2 separate regions of the Homo sapiens genome follow, and region 2 is linked to region 1. Evidence: read pairs that join two places in POLR2A ChIA-PET (ENCODE). Cell type or tissue: OCI-LY7. All regions are shown on one strand. Each heading gives the region's core, and the rest is flanking DNA. Links, peaks and the distances in the headings are about the cores only. Region 1 has its middle 50 kb from the start of RNF228. Region 2 has its middle 62 kb from the start of MOGAT1.

Evidence for each region. ChIA-PET counts read pairs that join two places held together with the same protein. Peaks named below come from ENCODE experiments on the same cell type or tissue, not always from the same donor. Only the 100,000 strongest peaks of a DNase experiment are listed, where the experiment ranks them.
Region 2: POLR2A ChIA-PET joins it to region 1 with 5 read pairs; 2 of 35 experiments call an interaction of 5 or more read pairs at or near these places.

The regions. Positions count from the first base shown.
Region 1 is chr2:222,364,098-222,375,425 of GRCh38, reverse strand. No RefSeq gene overlaps it. Among named protein-coding and RNA genes, the nearest start is that of RNF228, 50 kb to the right of the region's middle. In OCI-LY7, for the core only: no CTCF peak of the experiment used is centred there; no DNase peak of the experiment used is centred there.
Region 2 is chr2:222,728,429-222,739,756 of GRCh38, reverse strand. No RefSeq gene overlaps it. Among named protein-coding and RNA genes, the nearest start is that of MOGAT1, 62 kb to the right of the region's middle. RefSeq lists a silencer at 5,373-5,667 and an enhancer at 8,981-9,100. In OCI-LY7, for the core only: no CTCF peak of the experiment used is centred there; a DNase peak (open chromatin) is centred at 4,986.

The DNA.
Region 1 (11,328 bases), core at 4,062-8,061:
AAGCCTTCATGACTAAAACACCAAAAGCAATGGCAACAAAAGCCAAAATGACAAATAGGATCTAATTAAACTGAAGAGCTTCTGCATAGCAAAAGAAACTATCATCAGAGTGAACAGGTAACCTACAGAATGGGAGAAAATTTTTGCAATCCATCTGACAAAGAGCTAATATCCAGCATCTACAAGGAACTTAAACAAATTTACAAGAAAAAAAACAAACAACCCCATCAAAAAGTGGGCAAAGAATATGAACAGACATCTCTCAGAAGACGACATTTATGCAGGCAACAAACATATGAAAAAAAGCTCATCATCACTGGTCAGAGAAATGTAAATCAAAACCACAATGAGATACCATCTCACACCAGTTAGAATGGTGATTATTAAAAAGCAGGAAACAACAGATGCTGGAGAAGATGTGAAGAAATAGGAACACTTTTACACTGTTGGTGGAAGTGTAAATTAGTTCAACCATTGTGGAAGACAGTGTGGCAATTTCTCAAGGATCTAGAACTAGAAATACCATTTGACCCAGTAATCCCATTACTGGGTATATACCCAAAGGATTATAAATCATTCTACTATAAAGACACATGCACATGTATGTTTATTGCAAGAGTATTCACAATAGCAAAGACTTGGAACCAACCCAAATGCCCATCAATGATAGACTGGGTAAAGAAAATATGGCATATTTACATCACGGAATAGTATGCAGCCATAAAAAATGATGAGTTCATGTTCTTTGCAGGGACATGGATGAAGCTGGAAACCATCATTCTCAGCAAACTAACACAGTAACAGAAAACCAAACACCACATGTTCTCACTCATAAGTGGGAGTTAAACAATGAGAACACATGGACACAGGGAGGGGAACATCACACACCAGGGCCTTTTCGGGGGTGGAGGGCTAGGGGAGGGATACCGTTAGGAGAAATACCTAATGTAGATGATGGGTTGATGGGTACAGCAAACCACCATGGCATGTGTATATCTATGTAACAAACCTGCACATTCTGCACATGTATCCCAGAACTTAAACTATAATAAAAAATAATTCTGGGTTTTTCTGTGTTCTTGCTATTGTCAGTGAGTTTTGTACCTTTAGATGATTTCTTGTTGCTGATTAATGTCCTTTTCTTTCTGATTGAAGTACTCCCTTTAGCATTTCTTGTAGGTAAGGTCTAGTGTTGATGAAATCCCTCAGCTTTTGTTTGTCTGGGAAAGTCTTTATTTCTCTCACATTTTAAGGATATTTTCACCGGATATACTATTCTAGGCTAAAAGGTTTTTTTCCTTCAGGACTTTAAATATATTATGCCACTATCTCCTGGTCTGTAAAGCACTGAAAAGTCTGCTGCCAGACATATCGGGGCTCCTTGAATGTTATTTGTTTCTTTTCTCTTGCTGCTTTTAGGATCTTTTCTTTATCCTTGACCTTTGTGAGTCTGATTATTAAATGATGTAAGGTAGTCTTCTTTGGGTTAAACCTGCTTGGTGTTCTATAACCTTGCACTTGGATATTGATATATTTTTCTAGGTTTAGGAAGTTCTTTGTTATTATCCCTTTGAATAAACTTTCTATCCCTATCTATGTACCTCCTCTTTAAAGGCTGTAACTCTTAGATTTGCCCTTTTGAGGCTATTTTCTATATCCTGTTTTATTATTATATTATATATTATATAATATGCTTTATTATTTTTTATTCTTCTTTCTTTTGTCTCCTCTGATTGTGTATTTTCAAATAGTCTGTCTTAAAGCTCACTAATTCTTCTGCTGGATCATTCTTCTATTAAAAGACTCTGATGCATTCTTCAGTGTGTCAATTACATTTTTAAACTCCAGAATTTCTGCTTGATTTTTAAAATTATTTCGATCTCTTTGTGAAATTTATCTGATAGAATTCGGAATTTATTCTCTGTGTTATCTTGGATTTATTTGAATTTCAACTCGAAATAGTTATTTTGAATTCTTTGTCTGAAAGGTCACATATCTCTGTTTCTCCAGGTTTGGTCCCTGGTGCCATATTTAGTTCATTTAATGAGGTCATGTTTTCCTAGATGGTCTTGATGCTTGTGGATGTTTATCTGTTCCTGGGATTTGAAGAGTTCGGTATTTACTGTAGTTCTTACAGTCTGAGCTTCTTTGTACCTGTCCTTCTTGCGAAGGCTTTCCAGTTATTCAAAAGGACTTAGGTGTTGTGATCTAAGCTGTGCCTGCCCTGGGGGCATCCCAAGCTCAGTAGCCCTGTGGTTCTTGTAGACTCATAGAGGTACTGCCTTGATGGTCCTGGATAAGATCAGAACAAGATTACTAGACAGAGACTCTTGTTTTTTCTTCTTACTTTCTCCCAGAATCTCTCTTCCTCTCTCTCTCTCTCTCTCTCTCTCTCTCCCTGTTCTTTACTGTCCAGAGCTGAGGGTGGGTCGACACAAGCACCCCTGTGGCCACGACCACTGGGACTGCACTAGGTCAGACTTGAAGCCAGTATCACACTGGGTTTCACCCAAATCCCACCATAATCACTACTTGGCCACTAACTATGTTTACTCAAAGCCCTGGGGCTCTACAATCAGCAAGTGGCAAAGCCAGCCAGGCTTGTGTCCTTCAGGGCGACAAGTTCCTCAGGCCCTGGGTGGGTACAGAGGAGCCATCCAGGAGCCGGAGACTGAAGTCAAAAACCTTAGAAGTCTACCTGGTGCTCTATTGTACTGTGGCTGACCTGGGATTCAAACCATGAGAGTCTTTCCACTCTTCCCTCCCTTTTCCACAGACAGAGGAGTCTCTTCCAGAAGCCACCATAGATGGGAATGTGCTGAATCTCACCTAAAGCCAGGAGGTCTCAGTTTCACCCAAGGCCCACAGGGGCACTATCTGGGTATCGATGCTTGTTATTCAGGGCCCAAGGGCTCTCTAATCAGCCTGTGATGGGTCTTCCCTTCAAATCAGTGGGTTCCCTTCTGGCCCAGGGTATGTCTAGAAATGTCATCCTGGAACTAGGGCCTGGAAAGGAGGCTTCATGACTCTGACTAGTGCCCTGTCATACTGTGGATGAGCTGGTATCCAAGAACTAAGATCGAGTCCTCTTTACTCTTCCTTCTCATCTTTTCAAGTGGAAGGAAGGAGTCTTTGGAGCTAAGAGCTGTGCAGCCTGGGGTTGGGGAATGAGTGGCATACAAACACTCCCTTAGATGCCCTGGCTGGTATCTCAGTAGGTCGTGTGCCCCCCAAGTCCACTAGCTCTGAGCCCAGTTCAGCACTAGGTCTCACCTAGGAGTTGCAGCCCTTGTGGCCTAGATTACCTTTCAAGTTTATTTATGGCCCCAGAGCCCTTTAGCCTGTGGTGGCAAGCCTTGCTGGAACTCAAGTTCTAACTACTCAGATGGACAATCTCCTCTAGCTAGGGTTGGTTAAAATGCTCCCTCCGTAGGCAGGTGTTAGCTGAGTTCAGGCCAGTTTTGCTTTCTGCTGTGACAGTGCAGCACTAGTTCAATAAAATGTCTCACAGTTGCTGTGCTCTCCCTCTCCACAGTGCACAGATTCTCTATGGCAAGGAGCCACTGTTGGGAGATGGGAGTGGATGGTGTCAGCAATTCAAAACTGTCTTCCCAACCCTCTTCCAGTGCCTTTCAGTGTTATAATGTTGAAATCAGATACTGTGAGTGCTCACCTGATTTTTTATTCTTATGAAGGTTTTTTTTAGTATAGATAGTTGTTAAATTGGTGTCCTTGTCATGGAGAACGATTGGTGGAGCTTTCTATTCAGCCATATTGCTTCTCCCCTCTCCCCAAGTGTCTCTTAATGGAAAGGAGGGGAGATGGGATTTTATCCCCAGTGGACATTTGGCAATATCTGGACATATTTTTGGTTATCACAACTTGGGGAGGGGTGTTCCTGACCTTGACTCATTAGAGGCCAGGAATGCTGCTAAAAATCCTACAATACACAAGACAGCCACCTGTAACAAAGGATCATATGGCCCCAAATGTCAATATTGCCAAGGCTGGGAAAACCTTTAATACACAGCGGTGTAGTTTCTTCAGGAGCATTTGGAAGTGTGAGGAGCAATAGGCATTACTTTGGTGGTTTCAGGACTGAAAGACTGGGGAGTACCATTGGCATTTATACTGGAAGCTAAGGATTCAAAATATTTTGGAGTGTGCTATAGTCTCAGGCAATGAAGAACTGCCCAGTCTCAAATGCCAATAGCACCTTTGTTTGGAAACACTGCATACCTTTATGTCGTTTACATTTACTTTTTTGGTTTCTCCCTCTCACTCAATTACTGTGAGTGTTATGCAACCTCTTAGTTTTTCTCTCTTCTTCTGAGAGCTCATTCTATCTCTTGATTTACTCTAGTTCTAAACACCTACTGATGACAATAATGAGATTGAATGTCCATGGATGACAACACTATTTTGGCAGTCAAGATTCAACCTTGGAGTTATCCTTCAACATTTTGAAGATATTATTTTATCGTCCTTTGGCCTCCATTTTGTCTGGTGATTTTATCCATTATTTGTAATGTGTCCCTGTATATAATGTGTCTTTTTCTCTGGCTGCCTTTAAGATTTGCCACCTTCTTTGATTTGCAGTTGAATTATGATATGCCAAGATGTGGTTTTCTCTGCATTTAGCTTGCTTTGGACTAGTTGAGTTTCTAGGATCTATGGGTTGATATTACGTATTGTTTTTAAAATGTTCTTGACATGATCTCTTCACACTTTTTTTTGCCCCATTCTCTCTGTCTTCTATTTCTGGGAATCAAATTTCATATGTATTAGACTGAATGGTATTGTCAGATGCTCTGTTCTGTCTTTTTCTCCTCTCTCAGTCTTATGTTTCAGTTTGGGTATGTTCTATTGACCTGTATTTAGGTTCATTAATATTTTCCTCTGATAGGTCCAGCCTTCCATTAAACTCATCAAATGAATTTTTTATTTCTGGTATCGCATTTTTTATTTTTAGCTTTTCTTTGTGGTTCTTTTGTAGACCTTCCATCTCTCTGCTAAAACTCTCCATTTCTTCTACATGTTTTTTATCTTTTCCAATATATAGATCAGCATTTTTATTACAAAGTCTGTCTGATAATTCTGACAACTGAGCCATCTCTACATCTGCTACTATTGATTATTTCCTCTCTTGACCATGGGTCACATTTCTTGCACTTTTGGGTGACATAACTTTCACTATGTGTTGTATTTTTTTATATAGTAGGGACTAAAGTAAGCAATATTTACCTTGAGAAAAGGGCATGCTCCTCTTCTGTTGGCTTTAGAGTGATGTCTGAGTCATTCTGATCTGTGATTGAACTGGATCTGGGCTTTGTTGCAGCTTTAGCTTAATTAATTTCACCACTGGCATCACATATTTTAAAAATTGTATCAGGATTTCTTTCCCTTCAGCAGACCTTGGGATTTGAGTGCTAGAGAGATGTCAGACACCTCTGTACTTTACATCTCAGCCATCAGCTTTCAAATGATGACTTCTCTCAGCTTTATAGTTTCATTGCCAGGTTTTTGGTTAGGTGGGGATTTATTTATTTATTTATTTATTTTTGCCTCTTGGTATTTGGGGTCTTTGAGGGATCTTTTTCCAGCCTTTAGAGGGTTGCTACCTTATACTCTATAAAGTCACAAAAATGCTTCAGATAAATGCCTCCGATATGGTTTGGATCTGTGTCCCCACCAAATTTCATGTCAGATTGTAATCCCCAATGTTGGAGGTGGTGCCTGGTGGGAAGTGATTGGATAATGGGGGTGGATTTCTCATGAATGGCTTAGCAACATCCTCCCTTGGTACTGTCCTCATGGTATGAATGAGCTCTCATGAGATCTGGTCATTTATGTGTGTAGCACCTCCCCCCTCACTCTGTCTTCCTCCTGCTCTAGCCAGGTAAGACATGCCTCCTTCCCCTTTGCCTTCTGTCATGATTGAAAGTTTCCTGAAGTCTCTCCAGAAGCTGAGCAGATGCCAGCATCATGCTTCCTGTACAGCCTATGAAACTGTGAGCCAATCAAGCCTCTTTGTAAATTACCCAGTCTCGGGTATTACTTTATAGCAGTGTGAGAACAAACTGATATAGCCTCCAAGTGGTTTCTTTATTTCTCCCAGCTTTTCTGTTCCACTTTGGCATTGGTTGCTGAAAGCTCAGAATGCCTCAAATGTTTTCTTTCAGCTTTCCTGTCTCATGTACTGCTGGAAGCCTAGAGAGCCTTAGATGAATTTCTCTCAGTTCTCTTGCTCTGCCCAGGGGCAATTGCCTTGAACATGGGAGAGACATCATGTATCTCAGGAAAGATTTATTTCAGTTCTTCTGCCTTGTCTCAAATATTTAGGAAATTTCACTAATGCATTAATGAAGACCCATGGGAAAATGTTGGTAGGTGGATGTAGACTCACTCTGTGGATGCATTTCCTTGGAATTTTCATTTGTCACATCTGCTCCCACATGCCATTAAGTCTGTTGAAAATTCAGCTGAATTCCTTTTCTTCTTGCCCTGCTGTTAAGAGTAAGAGCAACTGTGGGAGGACATTCCAAGATGGCCAAATAGGAATAGCTTTCGTCTGCAGCTCCAGCATGATCAATGCAGAAGACAGGTGATTTCTGCATTTCCAACTGAGGTACCCGGTTCTTCTCATTGGGACTGGTTGAACAGTGGGTGCAGCCCACAGAGGGCGAGCCAAAGCAGGGTGGGGTGTCGCCTCACCCGGGAAGCACAAGAGGTCAGGAGATTTCCCTTTCCTAGCCAAGGGAAGCCATGACAGACTACCTGGAAAAACGGGACACTCCCACCCAAATACTGTGCTTTTCCCAAGGTCTCAGCAACTGGCAGACAAGGTGATTCTCTCCCGTGCCTGGCTCGGTGGCTCCCACGCCCATGGAGACTTGCTCATTGCTAGCGCAGCAGTCTGAGATCAACCTGCGAGGTGGCAGCCTGGCTGGGGGAGGGGAGTTCACCATTGCTGAGGCTTGAGTAGGTAAACAAAGCGGCAGGGAAGCTCGAACTGGGTGGAGCCCACTGCAGCTCAGCAAGGCCTACTGCCTCTAGACTCCACCTCTGTGGGCAGAGCATAGCTGAACAAAAGGCAGCAGACAACTTCTGCAGACTTAAACTTCCCTGTCTGACAGCTCTGAAGAGAGCAGTGGTTCTCCCAGCATGGCGTTTGAGCTCTGAGAATGGACAGACTGCCTCCTCAAGTGGGTCCCTACCCCTGTGGAGCCTAACTGGGAGACACTTCCCAGTTAGAAAGAAACAACACCTCTTACAGGCAGCTGCCCCTCTGGGACGAAACTTCCAGAGGAAGGATGAGGCAGCAATATTTGCCATTCTGCAATATTTGCTGTTCTGCAGCCTCTATTGGTGATACCCAGGCAAACAGGGTGTGGAGTGGAACTCCAGCAAACTCCAACAGACCTGCAGCTGAGGGACTTGACTGTTAGAAGGAAAACTAACAAACGGAAAGGAATAGCACCAACATCAACAAAAAGGTCATCTACACCAAAATCCTATGTGTAGGTCACCAACATCAAAGACCAAAGGTAGATAAAACCACAAAGATGGGGAGAAACCAGAGCAAAAAAGCTGAAAATTCTAAAAATCAGAGTGCCTCTTCCCCTGCAAAGGATCACAGGTCCTCACCAGGAATGGAACAAAGCTGGATGGAGAATGACTTTGATGAGTTGACAGAAGTAGGCTTCAGAAGGTTGGTAACAACAAACTTCTCTGAGCTAAAGGAGGATGTTTGAACCCATTGCGAGGAAGCCAAAAACCTTGAAAAAAGATTAGATAAATGGCTAACTAGAGTAAATAGTATAGAGAAGACCTTAAATGACCTGATGGAGCTGAAAACCATGGCACGAGAACTTCATTACACATGGACAAGCTTCAATAGCCAATTCGATCAAGTGGAAGAAAGGGTATCAGTGATTGAAGATCAAATTAATGAAATAAAGCAAGAAAACAAGGTTAGAGAAAAAAGAGTTAAAAAGAAACGAACAAAGCCTTCCAGAAATATGGGACTATGTGAAAAGAAAATCTACGTTTGATTGGTGTACCTGAAAGTGATGGGGAGAATGGAACCAAGTTGGAAAACACTCTACAGGATATTATCCAGGAGAACTTCCCCAACATAGAAAGGCAGGCCAACATTCAAATTCAGGAAATACAGAGAACACCACAAAGATACTCCTCAAAAAGAGCAACCCCAAGACACATAATTGTCAGATTGACCAAGGTTGAAATGAAGGAAAAAGTGTTAAGGGCAGCCAGAGAGAAAGATCGCGTTACCCACAAATGGAAGCCCATCAGACTAACAGCAGATCTCTCAGCAGAAACCCTACAAGCCAGAAGAGAGTGGGGGCCATTTTCAACATGCTTAAAGAAAAGAATTTTCAATCCAGAATTTCGTATCCAGCCAAACTAAGCTCCATAAGTGAAGAAGAAATAAAATACTTTACAGACAAGCAAATGCTGAGAGATCTTGTCACCACCAGGCATCCCTTACAAGAGCTCCTGAAGGAAGCACTAAACATGAAAAAAATAACTGGTACCAGCCACTGCAAAAACAGGTGAAATTGTAAAGACCATAGATGCTATGTAGAAACTGCATTAATTAATGGGCAAAATAACCAGTGAACATCATAATGATGGGATCAAATTCACATAAAACAATATTAACCAAAAAAAAATATTAACCTTAAATGTAAATGGGCTAAGTTCCCCAATTAAAAGACACAGACAGGCAAACTGGATAGAGTCAAGACCCCAGTGTGCTGTATTCAGGAGACCCATCTGACATGCGAAAACACACATAGGCTCAAAATAAAGGGATGGAGGAAGATCTACCAAGCAAATGAAAAGCAAAAAAAAGCAGGGTTTGCAATCCTAGTCTCTGATAAAACAACTTTAAACCAACAGAGATCAAAAGAGACAAAGAAGGCCATTACATAATGGTAAAGGGATCAATTCAACAAGAAGAGCTAACCATCCTAAATATATATGCACCCAATACAGGAGCACCCAGATTCATAAAGCAACTCCTTAGAGACCTACAAAGAGACTTAGACTCCCACACAGTAATAATGGGAAACTTTAACATCCCACTGTCAGTATTAGACAGATCAATGAGAAAGAAGGTTAACAAGGATATCCAGGACAACCAAACACCGCATGTTCTCACTCATAGGTGGGAATTGAGCAATGAGATCACTTGGACACAGGAAGTGGAACATTACACACCGGGGCCTGTTGCGGGGTGGGGGGCTGGGGGAGGGATAGCTTTAGGAGAAATACCTAATGTAAATGATGAGTTGATGGGTGCCATAAACCAACATGGCACATGTATACCTATGTGTCAAACCTGCACGTTGTACACATGTACCCTAGAACTTAAAGTATTACAAAAAAAAAAAAAAGAATAAGAGCAACTGTGGATCTCTTCTCTCCTAAAAAGAGCCTATCTCTCTCTGGCATTTGGTTCTTTTAGGTTCTTTGCATCCTCCACTCTCTCTTAAGTTTTAAGAAATATGATTTTGTACTTTTTCTAGCTTGATTTGGTTATTAGGATGACAATTATGGTCTATTTTGCCTTTGTTTGCCCTAACAGGAAGTGAACATTGAACTGGAATTATCGTTGAGGCTCCTTTCTCTTCATCTCTGGCCCTCAATAGTCTAACAATTCTTCTCTTTAACATGAGTCTCACGACTTTTGGAATGAATCCTCATTATATCAGAGTAAGGATTAGAATATTAGCTTGGCCTTACTGGTAGTCTATCTCTAGTCAACCTCTCCCTCCTTCAGTCCCTCTGTCGTGTAATCTAGTCCCTCCATGATTTGGGTTCCTCAACTGCATCACATCTAAATGAGGCAGTCTATAGGCTGGCCCCACCTCTTTTATATAATTTTTTTAAAAAATAATATCCTAATTTTATTCCAGTGATATTGAATGGTTCATATATATTTGGGAGGGTGGAAGAGCCAGGTTGATGTCACATAGCCAAGAAAATGCTCCAAATCCCACTGTAGTGATCTGGTGGAAATATCATGCTTACCACCACTAGACTCTGGACAGCGCATCTTGGGCCTCCAGTATCAACACTGATACCGAATGTTGCTGCTGCAAACTCACTATGGCTGTCCTCACTGCCTCCTATTGCCACAACTGAGTCTGCATAGTATTCATTTATTCATGCAATAAATATTTACTGATTGTCTACTATAGGACAGGCTCTCTTCTAGGGGCGGTGGAAATATGAATAAATAACCAAGACTTCTGCCTTTGTAGAGTATATATTCTACCCAAGCAACCAATTTATCCAGTTTGTCTGAGACTTTCCCAGGTTGTGCACCAAAAGGGTTGCATCCTGTGAAAGCCCTAAGTTCAATAGAAATTTGAAAGAAGAATATTCCAGGCAAAAGAAACAGTGATGAACTTGAGGTGAGTGAGGCCCTGTTATTAGGGGAATATCAAGGACCACAGTGTGGCTATCATGAATTGAGAGAGATTTAGGCAGGTTAATAACATTTCCAAGTCTCTGTTTCTTCATTAATAATTTTGGAAGAAAAACAGACAATCTTTTGCTAGTAACTGGGAAGGATAAAAAAGTCAGTGTATTCAATCACACAAAGGACTTTGAATAGTAAGCATGACTCAAGGATCCCTTTGGCCATCTCAGCAAAGCCAAGAATAGAGATTGGATTTCCCAGGATGGAACTGTGGAGGAACCTCTTGTCTAATGGACTGAATCTCTTGTGACATACTTAGAAGACCCATGATGTTCTTGAGAATGTCATGCCATCAAAAACACTGCGAAGTGGGTATGAAAGGGACAGCAAGGGGACAGAATGAAAGAAGGCTGTCAGACTCCCCACATTTTACAGGCTGATAAACTACTAAGTTGAAAAACTACTAAGACTGATAAACTGGCAGATAAAACTACTAAGCTACAAACGTGTGTTACCCTTCATGAAAAAGGAAGGATGACTCAGCACAGAACAATAAGCCCAAACTGTGGAGTCATTTCTCAGAGGAAATTACGCCAGGGAAATATGTAAGTTGTAAAAGTTTTATTAAAAAATAAAACAAGACTTAAATACAGCCTTGAAGACAGGGAAACACTTTCAACATTAATTAGAATAGATAGATTACATTCTATATTGCAAAGTCTTAAAACTAAAGTTCTCAATTTCAATATCATAATAAAATATACTCTGCCTTATTAAAAACCTTTTATTTCCTTTTCATAGTACACTATGTGATATATATTTGACAAAGTGTAGCAAGATGTCTACTTAATATTCTATTCTTTTTTTTTTTTTGA
Region 2 (11,328 bases), core at 2,715-6,714, 370 kb before region 1:
ATGGAGTTTCACCATGTTGGCCAGACTGGTCTTGAACTCCTGGCTTCAAGTGATCCACCTGTCTCGGCCTCCCAAAGTGCTAGGATTACAGGTGTAAGCCACTGTGCCAGGCCAACCTCTTTTCTTTATAAATTACCCAGCCTCAGATATTCCTTTACAGCAACACAAAAACAGACCAAGATACTGAGTATCTGCAGAACTGTCACTACTAAGCTGGGTGGCCTTGGCCAAATCACTCAACTGCTCTAGGTCTCATTTTCCTGAAACACAAGAGAATGAGTCTACATGCACATTTCTTAATATTGTTGGCATCAAGGACAGCTTTGAAAATCTGATGAAATAAATCTATAGACTCATCTGCTCAGAAAAATGCATATTGTGCCTAAATATTGAAACCACCTTTGCAAAATTGTGACTGAGACAGTGAAAGAGGTCCAATTTAAACGACTCCATCTTGCCTCTAACCTCCAAGCTGTCCTTGTTCATTCCTGGACATAAGCTGAACTAATTTTGGGAGGAACTTAGTTTATAGTTTAAAACAAAGAGAGGATAATAGCCCTTTCCCGTAACAAACTTCCTTCTTGCCTGGGGACTAAACTACTAACATTCGCCACAAGATTAGAAATTATGGTTTACTAGTCACATAGCTGGGCACTACAAGATTCTGACCCTCCCTAAACTGCTCCTAAGATCAGTTTAGGGATGTTTTGCAGACTCTACCCTTGATGTATCAACCAGCACCACCCAGATCAAGAAACCAACCCATCTGACCTTGTGACCCCCCCACCCAGGAAATGACTCAGCACAAGAAGACAGGGACGCCCCATGATTTCACCTTTGACCCAACCAATCAGCACTCCCCAACTCACTGCCCCTCCCCTCCCACCAAATTGTCTTTAAAAACTTTGATCCCCAAATGTTGGGGGAGATTGATTTGAGTAATAATAAAACTCCAGTCTCCTGCTCAGCCGGCTCTGCATTAATTATCCTTTCTCTATTGTGATTCCCGTCTTGAGAAATCGGCTCTGTGTAGGCAGTGGGTAAGGTGAACCCATTGGGCGGTATTTTTTGTATATCTGAAAGGGACAAAACTATGAAAATATAGGTGACAAACATTACTCATCTTTTCACATTCTGAAGAAGATACTGTATTTGCTCTACTTTCCTCAGGATCTTTGTTAAACAGATCAGGAACTTGTAGAGAGGAGAACTGGACGTAACAAGAGAGGCTGGATTGATTTACCTAAGAAAGGTCAGGGCGCTGATGTAGAAGGTAAGAATAGATCTGGGGTAGATAAAATGGACTTCATCAAAATTACAAAAGTGAAAAACAACCCATGGAAAGAGAGAAAATATTCACACGTCATTTATCTGACAACGGACTTGTGTCCAGACTATGTGAAGAGCTCTTACTAACTCAACAATTAAAAGACAAATAACTAAATTTAAAAATAGGCAAAGAATTTGAAAAGACATATCCCCAGTGAAGGTAGCCAAAAAGCTCATGAAAAGATATTCAGTCTCATTAGTCTGATTTGCCGTTAGGGAAATGCAAATCAAAACCCACAATGAGATACCACTTTACATCAACTAGGATGGCTAGTATAAAAAAGATAGACAATAACAAGTGTTGGTAAGAATGTAGAGAATTAGAACCCTCACACATTGCTAGTGGGAATGTAAAAGTGATTCAGCTACCCTGGAAAATAATTTGTCAGTTCCTGAAAAAGCTAAACATGACCTAGCAATTCCACTCCTAGCTATGTACCAAAGAGAACTGAAAAGAAATATTCACAGAAACATTTGTACATGAATATTCATAGCAATGTTATTCATAATTACCAAAAAGTGGAAGCAGCTCAGATGCCCATCAGCCGAGGAATGGGTAAACAAAATGTGGTACATTTACACAATGGAATCTTATTCAGTCATAAAAAGGAATGAGGGACTCATATCATGCTGCAACATGGATGAACCTTGAAAACATGATGCTAAAGGAAAGAAGCCAAGCATAAAAGGTTGTATTATTTCATTTATGTAAAATGCCAAGAACAGGGAAATCTATAGAGACAGACAGTAGATTAGTGGTTGCCTGAGGCTGGAAGGATGGAACAATGGGGATGCACTGCTAATGGGCACAGGTTTCTTTATGGGGTGATGAAAACGTTCTGGAATTGGTGATGGTTGCACAGTCTTGTGACTATACTAAAAATCACTGATTTGTAGCCTTTGAAAAGTTAAATTTTAAGGTACATAAATTATATCTCAACAAAAAGAATAGATTTGGGGGCACAGAGGAGAGAGGAAATGAAGATGACAAGGTCCCAGCATAAAGAGTTTTGGGAAGAATGAGAAAAGGCAGCTCAAGATATCTCTGCCTTGATGTGTGAAATGTGGGAGAGATGGGTGGGTAAAGAGGATTTTTAGGAAGCTTGATGTATATTTGGAAGATATTCCCACCTCCTTTCGTTACTTATTCTAGAAACTCCAGAAATTACATAGTTTAAAAAGGATTGTGGAATTGGATGTGTGAGTTTGTGGAATGTGATATTGAACTGGGACTTCCTTGGCTTACACATTCATTCAGTCAGCAAATGTTTATTGAGCATCTACTGAACGTCAGGTCCTGTTCTGTGAACCGTGGGATGCAGCGGTGAATAGGACAGAATGAAGTGTTACCCTCCTGGAACTCATAGTCACGGTGCGGAGCTCTGGCACAGACTTGATGACAAAAGTGAATACATGAGAATTTCAGGTGGTGACAAGTGCTACTAATAAAAAGAAGGTTGAGAAAACCAATAATGAATGACAAGATTCTGAGGGCTACATTTGGGGGAGTTCATGGGTACTTAAAGCCTATAGATTTAGAGACCTTAGATTTAGAATCTTGGATGAGACAATCTCTAAATATCCCTTTTATCTAGAAAAAAAACCCCTGTAACTCATGGATCAGACATGAAAGATGTAAAAGTGACATCTCCAAATTAAAAATAGCTAATATAAAATGTGAGTAATTTGAAAACTGCCAATTTGGAATTTATGCTAATGTAAAGAGGGGCTGGGCTGAGATTTAGTTTTATATTTATCCATAAAAAAGATTTGGCAAAATAAACAATGTTAAAGTCCAACCGCTTAACTAACTCCCTCAGTCAACTCACAGGCATTTCCTGAGGGTCTCCTGTGTCCAAGGAACTGAGATGACACCAAGAGGAGGCACTTGGCAGATGCTAAAACTGGAAGGACCTTGGGTGATGATGTAATAACGACTTCAATCCCTTCACTGTGCAGAGGAGGAAACTGATATTCAGAAGCCCAAGGGATGTGGCCAAGTTTCCACAGTTTGCTAATCACAGAGCTGGGATTACAGTTCAGGTGCCCTAATTCCAGGTTCAGTCAGAAGCATTAATTTGGAAATAATTGTCATGTTAATGGAAGATTGTCTATTTACTAAACCAAGGACCTAGCATCCCCTCTGAAACAGCATATTACTTCTAATTTCTGCTTCTACCCATTAATAATAATGAAACAGTATTTTGTTCATTTTTCCCCCTATTTATTCAGGTTCTTTATGAAACAATACATCACTTCTTAATTCTATTTTATCAGTTAGCAGTAATGATTGGCTGATTTTTTTCTTGCATTCAGCATGATATTCAGAAGCATTAGGAGTAGGAACATCATTTAGATACAGCCCCTGACTTCAAAAAGCTAAAAATCCAGAAGAGAAAATAAGACATGTTCACACATCATTATAATGTAGGGTAGATCTTGATGCCACCATGAGAGAGCCACCATTGACACCAGGTTCCCGAGGAGCCAGGTCACCTCTGCTTGGGTGAAGGGGAAAGCAGGAAAATGTATTCTGACTTTACAAAGCTTTAGAGAAATAAAGTCTGGAGTTCATTAAAAACTGTTCAAATCTTTGGGCAAGGAAAAGCATATAAGCTGCAAGGGAAAAATAAGCAATTTCCTTAAAGCCCCCCAAACAATCATTGTTTAACCACAAGGCACATTTTTTAAATTGGATACTGAGATTTTTAGAAGACTTAAGCAATACTCTGGGCAAATATCTATAACTGCACTCAAGTTGACATCCATTACACCTACACTTAGACTAATGTTAAAACACTTTAAAAAATTCAGTTCCCTCTAAACTGATACCTTTTGCTGTCATGGTTTCAGTTGCAGCTATAATTGTGTAAGGATCTGCTGAAATGACAGCGTTACATGTTTTTAATGAGGCTTGATGGTTTGTGATAGAATAAATACTTCAACATAAAACCAAATTCAATTTTATTAAGTTATAACTTACATACAGTAAAGTGAGGGGGTTTTTTTGGTTTTGATTTTGGTTTTTTGTTTGTTTTAAGACAGGATCTCACTCTGTGACCCAGGCTGGAGTGCAGAGGTATGGTCACAGCTCCCTGCAGCCTCAGGCATCTGGGCTCAAGTGATCCTCCTGCCTCAGCCTCATGAGTAGCTGGAACCACAGACACACACACACACACATGCCTGGCAATTTTTTACAGAGATAGAGTCTATGTTGCCCAGGCTGGTCTTTTTCTTTTTCTACTTCTTTTTCTTTTTTTTTTTTTTTTTTTTTGAGACAGAGTCTCACTCTGTCACCCAGGCTGGAGTGCGGTGGCACGATCTCGGCTCACTGCAACCTCCACCTCCTGGGTTCAAGTGGTTCTCCTGCCTCAGCTTCCTGAGTAGCTGGGATTGCAGGCGCACACCACCATGCCAGGCTAATTTTTGTATTTTTAGTACAGACTGTCTTGAACTCCTTAGACCTGGGCTGAGTAGCTCACACCTATAGTCCCAGCCTCCCAAAGCGCTGGGATTACAGATATGAGTTACTTAGCCCAGCTCTAAGTGTGTTTTGATGAATGGAACACTTTCTGTTGTGATCCTCACAGTTAGCTATTAGCACACTAAAGAGCTGCAAAACTGAACAGAGAGAAGCTGTCTAGGAATCAGTAATAATAGAAACCAAACATTTCAGCACATCCTGTGTGCTCAGGCAGTAGAGTTTGCTATTTACATGAATAACCTCAACTACTTCTTTCATTCCTACAGAAAAGGCACTTTTATAATCCCTACTTTACAGATGGAGAACCTCCAGCTTGGAGAGAAGTTTCTTGGCCAGGGTCACACATCCAGGAAGCGGCTTCCAAACTGGACTCTCCCTGAGCCAGCTCTACTAACTTGGGGGAGAATTTCGTCCCTTTCTTGCCTCTGTCACTAACTGGTTTTGTGATTTGGGGAAATGGATTCATCCTGGAGAAGGCTGGACTAACCCTCTGGTCCCCAGATGCCTCTAGTTCTCTTCCAGATCCCCACCATCCTGGTTCACAAGTGGAAATAAAACATTCTGACCAGTAGTAGCCCCAGGGCTGAAAGTCTCAGACAAACAGCTCTGGAAGTTAAAGAAACAAGCAGAAATGCCACATATGCTGGGACATAGCCCAGATTGCTCCCACGCAAACTCTTCCTTCTTTTTCCCACCCTGAGCAGCTGGCACAGTGGCCAGTACAATGCCATCGAGCAAAGTTCAGGAGGCTAAAGAAACACATGGTGAGGAAGTACATTCGGCCCCAGGCCAGCAGAACAATGTGGCCTCTATCTTCTGTTCTGGCTTCTCTGGTCTTGTCACATCTTCACAAACCATGAACAAAGAGATTTGAGTTGGCTGAGCCACCCTCGTTCTCCTGGCTTACATCACATCACCCCATTCGCTTCCTCCTCCCGCCACCCCCTCTCAGCAATGAAAGTCGACCATTGTCAGGTACGCTCAGAGGAAAGTGTATAATGAGAATGGGGAGCTGGGAATAATAAGGATGCTTATTCTCTGCAGCAGGAGAGTGAGTCTGGAGCCCTAGTTCCAAATTCTGACTCTGCTACCAAATGGCTGTACGGATTGGGGCGCTGAGATTTAAATCTCAATTTCTGCATTTGGAAGATGAGATTAATAATAACTTCAGAATGCTTCTGTGAAAACCAAGAGAGAGAGAATGCACATAAATGCCATAAGTAAATCCCAGAGTATGGCTTCCTGGCATATTTGACTTGACAGCACTGTGAGGAAAGGATTAGATTTGCACAGTGATTTGGGTAAACAGGTAAAGAGGCCCAGAGGGAGTTTTCACTGCTCTGGGACTCTGGTAGCCCTAGAGACTCCTGCTACTCCAGTCCTCTCTTGCTAACCCCCAGGATTGAGGGGTCAAAAATTCATCGCACTTGCAACATCTGTGTGTCAAGGCACACCTCTTCAGGGGCTCCATTATAAACTGTCTTACAAAAGTATGAATTGAATGGAATGATCACATTGATGTGAGTAAATCATTTTACCTCCCTTCACTCAATACTGCCTAATCACTGAGACCACGATATCATTTGTAAAAATAACCCAATGGCATATTCGGACCAATGGTGAGAGTAGGGATGCTTTTGGTTGCAAACATCAGAAAACCAGATTGATCTTGGCTATATTGCTCTTGCATAACAGGGACACCTAAGTTAGTTACTGGTGTTTGTTTGGGATATATCGATGCCAGGGTTTTGGACTGTTGTCTTCATAACTCCTTTGGAATTGCCCTCATGGTTTGCTAAGATGACCACAGACAGCTCCAAAATGATATCATCACACTGTTCAAAAGCAGGATGCAGAATCTTTCTCCTTGTGCACTAACCTCCCATCAGGCAGGAGGAAACATCTAGAAGCCCCTAAGCAGACTCCCTTATATCTCATTGGCCAAAACTAGGTCACATGGGCATTCTTGGCTGAGAGGAAGACAGAGAAAGCAAGTATCCAACTCGTTTAATGGGACACCAGCTGGGGGGATGGGAGGGGGTTTTCTGAGGAGTCAATTACTAGTGTTTGACTAAAGCTATGCAAAGTATTTCTGTTATAACTTAAAAAGAAAAGTCTCATTTCCAGATATTATCCAAACAAACTGACTTCCTATTATTCAAGTATATAAACAAAATTTTAAAAACCAGAGGATCTGCAGTTTCTACAACACCTGCCAACCCTCTACAGACATTTGGCAGCTTGGCCTATAACAGTTTGCTCAGATTTCTTAAAATAGGAATTCCCACTTTCCCCCAGGAAAGTTCCAGGATTCTTTCAAATGTCTCAGGTCTTAAGTCCAAGTTTCCTTTAAATTGCCTTTTCGCCCTAGTGCTTCGACAGTAATCTCACACTGATCACGTCATATAGAGGCTTCTACTACATTTATATCTCAACATCTTCTTGGAAGATAGTCTTTAAAATATGAAGTAGTATTTTTTGTTATTTTAAAGTATAAAATGTCAATATTAAAACCAATAAAAATATTAAAATATATTTTAACATCATCATGGGCATGGATGAATCAATCAAACAGTCCTAGCTTATAATGAAAACCAGCAGTCTTCTGCCTCACCTTCCAATCCTGCTTCCAGCGTCAGTAATTTTCAACTCCTTTTGCTTTTTCTATATGTCTACATTGCATGCTTAAACTGCTGCTTCTTCACTTTTTAATTTTAGACCTCATCTGTTAGCACTCTCCCATGCAACAGGAGGATTTGACTCCCTCGCATTCTTGCACCTATTTTTCTCCTCCACCCATCATCTCCATGTAGTTATGTCACTTTCTTTTTTTAATAAATGTTCCTTTTTACATTACATTCTGTTCTTGTTTTACTGTTGTAAAATTTTATCTTTCCAAAAATATCAATGACCATTTTCTGAAGTTTTCTCCTGCTATCTTCATCTCTCCCATGTTCCTTGTTTGGTATATTCTCTCCTGTTGAAGCCTTTCTTGAAATGTCTGGTGATTCCTGGATGTCCATTACTGTCACTAAAAGCTGAGTGGCAGCTCTGTGTGAAAAGACTGTTGGTGGGCTTCACTATGGTGTGGCAGATGGGGACCTACAGAAATTGGAACCTGGCAGGTCTTCCCTCTTCTGTTGGTCAGTTTCCCCAGAGAGGAACTCACCAGTCTCCCATTGGAGGAATATAAAAGTGGCTGCCTAGGATCATGGGAACCTAGTGTGGGAAGGGGACTAAGGAATTTACCATCTAATAGGAAGTTCCACTGAATCTGCTTTAAGGGCACTTCACCACCCCCATCCCCTTGGTTGAGCCTGGTGTCCCAGAGCTCAGAGGTTCCCTAAAATTTCCAAGAGCAAAGCTCCGGTGCCTATCCAGGTAGAGGGTGACTATGCTCCAGGAACTAGGGCAGGAAATCTGAGAGCCTGACTGCTACTTCAAGGGACTTCCCATTCCTCTCTCTGGATTTTCCCTCCACCCTCAACCTTCAGTTAGGTGGTGCCTTCCATAGCTCAGCTTCTCCCAGGTTCTGCAGTGGGAATCAGCTTACTCCTTACCGGACTTTCCCCTTCAATTCTCTCTGGCATTAAGTTTCTGCCTGTTCTGCTCTGCCAGGTCAGTTTCCACTTGTCCTTCTGTTTTCCATTTTGCAAAATAGTGTTGACATCACTTTCTCCTCTTACTCATCTCCTGTTCTCTTTGGGACTTTCTTACTTTTGACCATTTTTATTCCTTTATTTACGGAGTTTCGGGAAGGAATAAATATTAGTGCAGGCACTCAATTTATGATGTTTAACTGAAAGTAATGAATGTTTAACTTTAGGTGTCTAATTTTAGCTCAGCATATGCCCACCTACCTCTGTGTGTGTGTGTGTGTGTGTGTGTGTGTGTGTGTGTGTATTTAGAGAGTCAAGGCAAAAATTTTTATGTCTTAGGTTAAAGAAAGACTACACTTTCCAGATTTCTTGCAGCTTGCTGCCATGTGGCTAAGTTTAGGCCAATATAATGAAAGTGGAAGTGGTGTGTGCCACTTCTGAGCCTTGGCCTTAACATACAACTCAGTGCTTCTCTGGTCCTTTCCTTCCGTTTTCCCTGTGGGCTGCAATGTGGATGTGGTAGCAGCCAGCTTCAGCTCAACAAAGACAACACCCTAGGGGCTGGTGAACAGCAGGATGGAAAGGACTTGGGTCTCTAAATGAACACGTGAAGCAGAGCCACCCACCATCCTGGACCATTCGCCTCCAGACTATTAGGTAAGAAAGAAATCAGCTTCTTGGTCAGGCCTCTGTAATTTGAGGTTGTTTTGCAGCTGAGCCTGTGCTTTCATGCAACCCTGTTCAATGGCTCCCAAAGTGAGTCTATGGATAAGCTGCATTTCGATTGCCTGGGGCGATTAAAATATTTACCAATCCCAGATGCCACTCTCAGAGATGTTGATTCACTCAGTCTGGGATACAGTGCAGAAATCCTTTCTTTTTTTAACTACCTAGATTTTTCTGATACATTGCCAAGATTATGAAGCACTGACCTTGTCCAATTTACTGAAACATGTGTTCTTTACATTCCCATGTTTTTCTCCCTCCCCATTCATTTTCTCTCCGTTTCCATATTCTCTTCCTGACTCCTTTGCTAAAAGTCAAATGTAAATGTTATTGTAGCAGACAGTTTTGTTTTTCCAGAATCGTTTCACCCTGATTTTCCTTTGGGGAACCCCTTATTTTCTTTTTCTTTTTTTTTTTTTTTTTTTTGAGACGGGGTCTCGCTCTGTCGCCCAGGCTGGAGTGCACTGGCGCAGTCTCAGCTCACTGCAAGCTCCGCCTCCCGGGTTCACGCCATTCTCCTGCCTCAACCTCCAGAGTAGCTGGGACTGCAAGTGCCCACCACCACGCCCGGCTAATTTTTTGTATTGTTGGTAGAGACGGGGTTTCACCGTGTTAGCCAGGATGGTCTCGATCTCCTGACCTTGTGATCCGCCCACCTCGGCCTCCCAAAGTGCTAGGATTGCAGGCATGAGCCACCGCGCCCGGCCGGGGAACCCCTTATTTTCTATACTCAGTCTACATGGTTCAGACAAACCAGCCATCTGCATCGTACCCCTAGCTCTTGAGAGCACACTGAACTGCACAACATAGACCAGGGCAATCAGCATATTCCAACCTCTTGACCGTACTGATGGTTCATAGATGGATAAGTCAGTTTAATGAGACCCAGTCCTAGGGAAAATAAAAGCTATTCTTCCCCAGAGAATGCTGACCCGGTGGGATGTGTGCCTGCAGCTGCTGGTAGCTATCTTACCACCATAAAAGGAGTCTAAGAGTGAAGTCCACACAGTGGAGACAGGAGAGGAGAGACGGTGCAAGACTGCATTCTGATGATAGCATTTGTTTTTTTTTTATTTTTGGTTTTTTGGAGACTGAGTTTTGCTCATCACCCAGGCTGGAGTGCAATGGCATGATCTCAGCTCACTGCAACCTCTGCCTCCTGGGTTCAAGCGATTCTCCTGCCTCAGCCTCCCAAGTAGCTGAGATTACAGGTGTGTGCCACTACACTTGGCTAATTTTTTGTATTTTTAGTAGCGACCAGGTTTCACCATTTTGACCAGACTGGTCTCGAACTCCTGACCTCAGGTGATCCGCCTGCCTCAGCCTCCCAAAGTGCTGGCATTACAGGTGTGAGCCACCGCACCCAGCCCTGATGATAGCATTTGAGTATCTGGATCTGTGCCTAAATCCCTAGACTTTTCAGCATGTAACTCAATTTTTTTTTTAAGGAGGAGAGTGTCCTGACTATTAAGCATATATACATATTAGTATATTTATAATGTTATATTATTTTATTATAATTATATATGCATATATAGCTTATATATAATATAGGTTTATATATACTTATACATCTATACATACACACATTATAATTATAAAATTAACTGTCAAGTTCAAAAACAACACGTTTCTAAGTAAATGAACAGGTAACATTTTAAAGATATTTTCAAAAAGAATAATCATAGATCAACATATCTAATATATCACTCACCTGTTTTAAATAGTATTTAGGCCCAGGTGTGGTGATTCACACCTGTAATCCCAGTCCTTAGGGAAGCCAAGAAGGGAAGATTGCTCGAGGCCAGGAGTTTGAGACCAGCTTGAGCCACATAGCCAGACCCTGTCTCTACAAAAATTTTTAAAAAGTAGGCAGGTGTGGTGGTATGTGTCTGTAGCCTCACCTACTCCAGAGGCTGAAGCAGGAGGATTTCTCGAGCCCAGGGGTTCAAGGTTTCAGTGAGCTATGATCATGCCACTGTACTCCAGCCTGGGCAACACTGTGGGACCCTGTCTCTGAATAAATATATCTAGGGTATTTTCATCTCTGAATTTTCATAAAGCTTATGCAAACAGACCTTTGAACAATTATGCAAATGTCTATGTTACAGTGCCAATTTTCTGGTTACAGTACTAGACTGTATTCTAGAGTTTTCTCAGGTCAGATCTGACCATTTTGCAAGCACTATA